2 separate regions of the Homo sapiens genome follow, and region 2 is linked to region 1. A link is an interaction called in ENCODE POLR2A ChIA-PET data of the cell type or tissue named here. Cell type or tissue: Caco-2. All regions are shown on one strand. Links, peaks and the distances in the headings refer to the core of each region. The heading gives the core; the rest is flanking DNA.

Region 1 (4,386 bases), core at 164-4,163:
AGTCTAGCAACATGTGTGCTGTGTTTCTACCCAGGGAAACACACTTCAGACTCCAAAGCCAGGGTTTTGTTTGTTTGTTTGTTTGTTTGTTTTTCTGAGACAGGGTCTCACTTCAGCTGCCCTGGCTGGAGTGCAGTGGTGCAATTTCGGCTCACTGCAACCTCCACCTCCCTGGGCTCAGGTGATTCTCCCACCTCAGCCTCCCAAGTAGCTGGGACTACAGGTGTGCACCACTATGCCTGGCTAATGTTTTTGTATTTTTAGTAGAGATGGGGTTTTGCCATGTTGCCCAGGCTGGTCTCAAACTCCTGGACTCCACCCGCCTCAGCCTCCCAAAGTGTTGAGATTACAGGTGTTAGCCGCTGCACCAAGCCCAAGGCCAGGGTTTCTGTTAGGGATTGGTCATGTAGGTGACCAGCCACCATGACCAAAATTCCAGACTCCCAGAAGAGAAGGAAGTGTTCACCATGAATCACATATTTTGTCCAAGCAGTCTACATAATCTGGTACAATAGAACAGTGCCCCAGGTGGGCAAAATAAGCCTTATCAACAAAGGAGATGTCCCACAAACCAGATTCTCAGATCCCAGTCACGAGCTAGTGCTGCAAGCAAGCCCCCCCCCCTTTTTTTTTAATTTTATAACTTTATTTGAGGTATTTGATGATCAGCGATTAGTTCTCATCCACATTGACTGTCTGTAGATTTTTGAAAGTGGTAACAGGTACATAGGTAACCAAAGTATAGAGCTTATTTGGTGGATCTTCATCCTCATAACATTTTCTGGACAACCGCACACGGATGCAGTATGGGACATTCTTTATTCCTTTGTCTCAGACAGCTTTGTTGAGGCTGGTATCAATGCACACATCTGGAGTTCCCATCTCCTTCATGGCAAGTTTCCGAATCTCTTTGAGTGCCTGAGGAGCACGCTTCTTGAAGCCACTCCATGGATGCACTTGTGAATGTTGATGGTGTATTCTCAGGTCACCACCTCATTGATGGCCGAATGACCCTTTTTCTTCTCGCCACCCTTCTTTCTGGGAGCCATTCTGCTGGGTCCAAGATGGAAAGGGAAGCCCTTCTTAAGATAGCAACATTAGGCTGCTATATTAACTCTTTTCTGCATGAATGAGGTCATTTTTGCCTATTTTCTTTTCTTTTTTTTTTTTTTTTTTGAGATGGAGTCTTGCTCTGTCACCCAGGCTAAAGTGTGGTGGTGCAATCTCCACTCACTGCCAGCTCCGTCTCCCAGGTTCACACCATTCTCCTGCCTCAGCCTCCCGATAGCTGGGACTACAGGCGCCCGCCACCACGCCCGGCTAATTTTTTGTATTTTTAGTAGAGACAGGGTTTCACCATTAGCCAAGGTTGTCTCGATCTCCTGACCTCGTGATCCGCCCGCCTCAGCTCCCAAAGTGTTGGGATTACAGGCGTGAGCCACTGCGCCCGGCCATTTTTGCCTACTTTCATAGGGAAAAGGGATAGCAGCACCAAGCTGAGGCTTCCTTCGAATTCTCCCATGACTTTGTTTCCCCAACCTCTCTTAGCCCCTCTCCTGAGCTGTCTGGTAAGTAGCTGTTTTTCCACCTGGCTGGCTAAAGCAAATGTCCTTCCTTCCTGATAAATAAGACAACTGGTATCAAGAGGCTATAACACTTTTTCTTTTCTGATTTCAGAGCAGCCTGAACATGCATTCCGTGCCCAGCTACCTCACCCAGCCTCCACCTCCTCCTCCACCTCCTCCACCACTGCCCCCACCGCCACCACCTCAGCCTCCACCACCTCCACCCCAGAGCCTGGGCCCCCCTGGGCGTCCCAACCCTGGTGGGAACGGTGTGGTGGAGGTGTACAGTGCTGCTGCGCCCCTGGCTGGGAGTGGAACGGTGGAGATCCAGGCACTGGGGATGCAGCCCTACCCACCCCTAGAGGTGAGCAGAGGGGGCAGGGTGGAAGAGGACACTGGTCATGGACATCATGGCCAACCCGGACCCATCCTGAGCACCAGCTGTGTGCCAGACACTGTGCTGGGGATACCATGAAAACCAGACCCGGTCCTGGCCTTCATGGGGTGTACCACATCACAGGGGAGAAGGACTTTAATCAAAGCATCACACCCACAGATGTAAGATGCAAGCCATGAGAAGGTGGAATGGAGTACAGGTTGTAGCAGAAATATAAGCTGCCTGCAGGTAATGCTCAGAACAGTCAGAGAATGCCTACCTTTTCAGGCAAAAAAAAGAAAAAAGATTCAAAAAAATTATCTGCCTGAGTGTCTCTTACAGTTTTTAATAAGCTAGGTGTATCAGTTAGCTATTGCTGGGTAAGAAATATCCATCAGGCATCAGTGGCATATACCAAAAGTGTTTATTATTCACGTGTTTACAGTGGTCAGCTAGACAACTGCGGATCTTGGCTGGGCTCACTCATATGTCTGAACGTTGGCTGGCTGTCAGCTGCTCTAGGATGGCCTGGGCTGGGACAAGTGGGGTGACTCAGCTCTGTTCTGCGTGACTCTCATCCTCCACTAGGTTCTCATGGCCATGGTGGAGGTGCAAAAATGCAGACAGAAATGCCCAAGGCCTTTTGAGGTTTAGGCTTGTAAGTAACACAGAATCACTTCTATTGGCCAAAGCAGATCACAAGTCCAGCTTAGATAGCGCAGGTAGGGAAATAGATGCCACCTCTTGATGGGAGGAACTGCAGAGTCACACTGCAAAGGCTTGGGTACAGGGAGGGGCAAAGAATTGGTGCCATAATACAATCAATGTACCATACTAATTCCCTGCCAATGAGCTCTAAGTTATAGGCCATCTACTTGAAATGCACTGAGTTCATAGAACCTTCCAAGACACCAGTGCTAGAGGGTATGGTTATGACAGAAACAACCCACCTGCACTAGAAATCACACTAACTCAGACTCACCATAGAATCCAGCCACAGACATCCCCTGTCAGGTAGTCTCTTTATGTAAAGAGAGCCCAGACCAGTGGGAAGATCCCACCACGAGGCATTCACGTGATGTTCTGAGGGGCTGCGAGGGGATTTGCCCTACCCTGGGAGAATAGAACAAGCTTCTCTAGGGAATTTATTGCATTGAGAAAAAGTTAAGTTAGTGGGATGCTGAGATAATGCTGGTGGCTTGTGGTAGTCAGAGGGGACCAGCCCAGAGAGGACCAGCACAGAAGGAGCTGCTGCTGTTGATTTTCCATGTAGATGAGGGTATTTGAGGGCAGGGTCTGAGTCTTACTAGACTTTGCATCCTTAGCACCTAGCAGAGCACTCCTAGAGTAGATATCTTACATTGGACTGTCTGACCTCAGTCTGCGCTCCTCTAAAATGGGAACTCTCCTGAAAAGCTGTTGAGGATAATAAGAGCCTATGCCAGTGGCAGTCACATTAATTACTCAGTAATGCCTTGAGTGATGGCTGAATTTATTCACGTGACAAGTATTTATTTATTTATTTGAGACAGAGTCTCACTCTATCGCCCAGGTTGGAGTGCAGTGGTGTGATCTCGGCTCACTGCAACCTCCACCTCTCAGGTTCAAGCGATTCTCGTGCCTCAGCCTCCCAAGTAGCTGGTATTACAGGTATGAGCTACCACGCCCAACTAATTTTTTTTGTATTTTTAGTAGAAACGGGTTTCACCATGATGGCCAGGCTGGTCTCGAACTCCTGGCCTCAGGTGATCTGCCTGCCTTGGCCTCCCAAAGTGCTGGGATTACAGGCATGAGCCACCACACCCGTCCCAACAAGTATTTATTGAGTGCTGTATTGGTCAGGGTTTGGTCAGGAAAATAGAAACCAGGCAAGGTATTTCTGCAGAGGGATGTTTTTTCTTTTCTAAATTAGAGATAGGGGTCTCACTTTAGCCCAGGTTGGTCTCCATCTCCTGGCCTCAAGTGATCCTCTCACCTCAGCCTCCCAGAGTGCTGGGATTACAGGCATGAGCCACCATACCCGGCCAGATTTTATAATTTTTTTTGTACCTTTTTTTCAGCTTTGTCTGATTTTATTACTCCAACTGTAGCTTTCTATTTATTTATATTTGTCTGAAATATTTTTTCAACTTTGGGCTTTTTGCTGAGTTGAATTCTTTTTTTTTTTTTTTTTTTGAGACTGAGTCTTGCTCTGTCACCCAGGCTGGAGTGCAATGGCATGATCACGGCTCACCACAGTCTCGATCTCCCAGGCTCAGATGATTCTCCCACCTCAGCCTCCTGAGTAACTGGGACTACAGGCATGCACCACCATGCCCATCTAATTTTTTTAATGTTTTGTGGAGATGAGATCTCCCTATGTTGCCCAGGCTAGTCTCAAACTCTTGTGCTCAAGTGATCCTCCTTCCTCGGCCTGCCAAAGTGCTGGAATTACAGGCATGAGCC
Region 2 (4,386 bases), core at 387-4,386, 100 kb before region 1:
CAGCCCTCCACAAGAGCACTATGTTGGTGGAAACGGAATGTGCCATAGAAATGGCAGGCTGAAAATCTTTTCGTGACCACAAAACACCCAGATGCCAGATAAATTATAATGAATGTACTTTTAACTGTATTGCTGAGGTCACAGATAGGACATTTCCAAGAACTCAAGAGTTGGAGGGAGATTGCCTCTAGGCGCAATGTGAGGCTTGGTTTTGAGCATATACAAAGTACGGAAACAAAACCGGGGCCTTTCCACAATGGCAGGTAGCTCAGCACCTTTGGCACCGTGAAAAGGCGGCAGGGAAAATCTGCCCATCTGCAATGGAAACTGAATTGGAAACAGCTCTGTCCCTGCTTGAGAAAAAGAAAGAAAAACTGGGCCGGGCGTGGCGGCTCACACCTGTAATCCCAGCACTTTCGGAGGCTGAGATCACTTGATTCCAGGAGTTTGAGACCAACCTGGGCAACATAGTGAGACGCCCGTCTCAAAAATTAAAAACTTAGCTGTACATGTCAGGTATATACTGAAGGAAGGTCAGGGAATCCTGGTGCTGAGAAATTAAGATAATTAAGGACCTTCAGGGTCAATATTGTGTGTCAACCAATTATAAGCTGTCCGGAAACACTACTGAACCTTCAAGAAAATGAGCCATTGTTAGCAAAGTCAACAGGAACAATAATTGATTTAACCCCTGGGACTTCAGATATTACAATCACCAGATACAGGCAGGGCACAGCAGTTCGCGCCTGTAATCCCAGCACTTTGGGAGGCCGAGGAGGGCAGATCATGAAGTCCGGAGTTTGAGACCAGCCTGAGCAACATGGTGAAACCGTCTCCACTAAAAATACAAAAATTAGCCGAATGTGGTGGCAGGCGCCTGTAATCCCAGCTACTCAGGAGGCTGAGGCAGGAGAATCGCTTGAATCTGGGAAGCAGAGGTTGCAGTGAGCCGAGATCACGCCACTGCACTCCAGCCTGGGCGACAGAGAGACTCCATCTCAAAAAAAAAAAAAAAAAAAAAAAAAAAAAAGCACACCAGATACAGAATACAAAATATGAAACCTCTGAAGATGGCACTGAAAAACAATGAGCAAAAAGAGTCTGAAAATGACTAGGCAGATTTGAAAATAGAATTCTGGAAATGACAATCATTGAAATAATGTGTTATTCACCAATAGATTACATCAACCTGAAAAAGAAAAAATTAGTGGTGCGTTACCTTTGTCAGAAAGAGAGCAAAGAGGCCGGGCGCAGTGGCTCATGCCTGTAATCCCAGCACTTTGGGAGGCTGAGGCAGGTGGATCACGAGGTCAGGAGATCGAGACCATCCTGGCTAACATGGTGAAACCCCACCTCTACTAAAAATACAAATAATTAGCCCGGTGTGGTGGCAGGAGCCTGTAGTCCCAGCTACTCAGGAAAGTGAGGCAGGAGAATCGCTTGAACCCAGGAGGCAGAAGTTGCAGTGGGCCGAGATCATGCCACTGCACTCCAGCACTCCAGCCTGGGTAACAGAGCAAGACCTCATCTCAAAAAAAAAAAGAAAAAAAAGAGACAAATAATTGGGAACTGTGAAAGATCTGTTCCTCTGGAAGGTTAGGAAGGGAAAGCCTTTTCATGTGTTACCAAGAGCAGCATCCAAGAGCCTGCTAATGTGTTTCTCAGCAGAAAGGGCACTGTCCTGAGGTGGGGATAGGATCTTGGGAAGCAAACATGTCTCTTGCCCGTCTCTGCTTGTTTCTGACTGCTGGTATTTCAGGGTCAGGGTCACGATTAGGCATGTCTCCTTCTTAGCCTTCCTTCCAAGAGGCTTGGGGGAACCAGCGACAGTCCCCACTCCACTCCTCAGGTGGGCTTCATTGCCTGCTGCCAGGAGCCCTCTTGTGGACAGAGCTGGACTTTCCCCCTGGGTTGCCACCATCCCTAAGCCAGATTCCTTTCCAGAGTACACACCAGCAGCTTTTCCTTCCCCTTCGCATCAGCATTTTCTCAGGCTGCCTTTCCACCCCATGAGTTAATATTTGCTAGGTTCCTCCTAGAGTTCCAGAAGTGATCGGGGATCAGTCTCCCCACCTTCTGAGGGCTGGCTCACCCAGGCCCTCGCACTGGGCTCGTCCTTGCTGCCCCGTCTGCCATTTTGCAGGCCCCGAGGCCTGGCATTGTTCCTTCTTTTGGTGTAGCTGCCTCTACCTCCTCCAGCTGGGGCGGGTTTCTGCTACCGGAGGGTGTCCTCTCCCAGCGCTGTTTACTCCTGATGGCTAGCAGCTGTTGGTGCCAGGGAGTGGATCCCTCCTGCGTGACTCGGAGCAAGGCACTTATTCACTGAGCTTTTTCCTCCGTAAGCTGGGGATGCTAACGATGCCTATACCTCTGGGGTGTTGCGAGGGTAAAATGCAATCAACAACATGGGTATAGCCCCTAGCACAGGGCCTGGCACCCAAGGCACCCCTGTAAACTGGTTGCTGCTATAACCTGTTTCTCTCCCCACCAATCTGTGGTTTCTTTGAGGATTGATCTTTGTGTCCAGCACTCTATGTGGAGCCTGGTGTCCTGCTGAAGTAGTATGTTTCGAGAATAATTTTTTGAAGACCACCTAATTCTCAGTCCCTTTCGGCTCATAAGAGACTGTGTTAAGGGGACTTGTTAGGAGAGCTGTAGGGCATTGGCCACCATCTAGACTGTTGCTATCTCCAGCCTGGCCTGGCACTGAGCCAATCCCTGGGACAGGTTTGAATATTTACAGGTGAGTCACAGGTGCAGGTGTGAGGAAGGGGAGAGGACAGGTGCAGGGAGTGGGTGGAAGGGTGGGGGCGGCAGCTGGCCAATGAGCCCGGAGCTCTCCTGACTTCAGGGCTCTGCCTGCCCTTGACCGAGTGCTGTCACCAGCCCAGAACATTTGATCATCCCCAGCACCTGCCACAAAGCAGGTGCCCAGCGCAGGATTGGGAAAGGCGCCCCAGCACAATGGCACTCACCTGCTCCTTACAGTGGAAGCGTTTCTGTGGCGGACGGGTGGCTTGGGACAAAAGCCACAGACAGGGTGACTGGGGTTGTAAATGGCCCAGCCTTGGCTGCCAGGACATGAAATTATGACCTTGATGCTGAAGGCAGTGGGTGCCATTGAAGGGTCTTGGCCAGAGGTGCGTTTTTCAAAATGGCAACATTTCGAAAGCCGCCTCTGGCTGTGTCTTTACAGGGAATGGACGGGGTGGGAGCCAGGTAAAGAAGTTGCTGCAGTCTTCCACGCCAGAGAGGACGGTGGCCCTGACTTGGGGGCTGGGGCGAGGCACAATGGTGGGGATGGCAGGCTACAGATGAGGTGGGCTCGTGAGATCGACAGACAAGGCAGAGGCTTGAGGGCTTCCTCCAGGTCCCCACAGCCCCAGCCCAGCTCAGACGTCTGTTCTGTGGCTGCAGCTCCAGCCATGTCTGCGCTCAGCTCCACCCCCACCCACTCCCTGTCTGGGACCCTCCTGTCTCCCTGTCACCTGCAAGACAACATTCCACTCCCATGCACCCGGCCTCCTCAGCTCGCCCCAGCCCTCACACTCCAAGGATCCCTTCTGCCCTCGCACCTGCCCGGAGACCTCTGCTCTACTTCCACAGCTCAAACCAAACACTGTCCTAAGAGGCCCCCTGACCCTGCTGGACATCCCTGCCTGCGTGCCCTCCTCTGCAGCTCCAGCTTTCAGGAGGGAGGACACAGCCTTTCTTATTAAAAATTGTAATAAAGAGGTGTCCACCTTCAGAACTGCACTGCAGGGCGAGGCAGGCAGGGTGCCCAGGGCACAAAAACTAAGGAGACGCCCACCACAGATAAGTCAGCCTGAGGGCTTGGGCATGTCTAAAGATGGCAGTGGGCTGGGCACAGTGGCTCATGCCTGTAATCCCGGCACTTTGGGAGGCCAAGGTGTGCAGATCACTTGGGGACAGCAGTTCAAGACCAGCCTGGCCAACATGGTGAAACCCCATCTCTACTAAAAATACAAAAAAAATTAGCCAGGTGTAGTTGTGTGTGCCTGTAATTCCAGCTACTGGGGAGGCTGAGGCAGGAGAATCGCTTGAATTCAGGAGGCAGAGGGTCAGTGAGCCAAGATCGCACCACTGCACTCCAGGCTGGGCGACAGAGCAACTCCGTCTCAAAAAATAACAATAATAAATAAAGATGGCAGAGGGAAGTTTTTTTAGTTTTGAGGATTTGTTGCTACAGTTTTTGTGGAGGACAAAAGAAGCCTTTACAACACAGGACGTAAAGCAGGGCGATGTCCTCCTCAGCTGTCTTCTCTAACAAGACACACTGCCCAGCCTGGGCAACATGGCGAAACCCCCATCTCTACAAAAATTAGCTGGGCGTGGTAGTGTGCGCCTGTAGTCCTTGGCTCACTG

The links. ChIA-PET counts read pairs that join two places held together with the same protein. Peaks named below come from ENCODE experiments on the same cell type or tissue, not always from the same donor. Only the 100,000 strongest peaks of a DNase experiment are listed, where the experiment ranks them.
Region 2: POLR2A ChIA-PET joins it to region 1 with 5 read pairs; 3 of 35 experiments call an interaction of 5 or more read pairs at or near these places.

What each region holds. Positions count from the first base shown.
Region 1 is chr20:33,751,495-33,755,880 of GRCh38, forward strand. ZNF341 (zinc finger protein 341) reads left to right here. Exons shown (of 15, transcript NM_001282933.2): 5 at 1,678-1,929. It also overlaps the pseudogene RPL31P2. Among named protein-coding and RNA genes, the nearest start is that of ZNF341, 22 kb to the left of the region's middle. In Caco-2, for the core only: no CTCF peak of the experiment used is centred there; a DNase peak (open chromatin) is centred at 1,900.
Region 2 is chr20:33,651,535-33,655,920 of GRCh38, forward strand. No RefSeq gene overlaps it. Among named protein-coding and RNA genes, the nearest start is that of C20orf144, 8.6 kb to the right of the region's middle. RefSeq lists an enhancer at 1,602-2,190. In Caco-2, for the core only: CTCF peaks have their summits at 1,876 (motif pointing left) and 2,078; DNase peaks (open chromatin) are centred at 1,887, 2,747 and 3,527.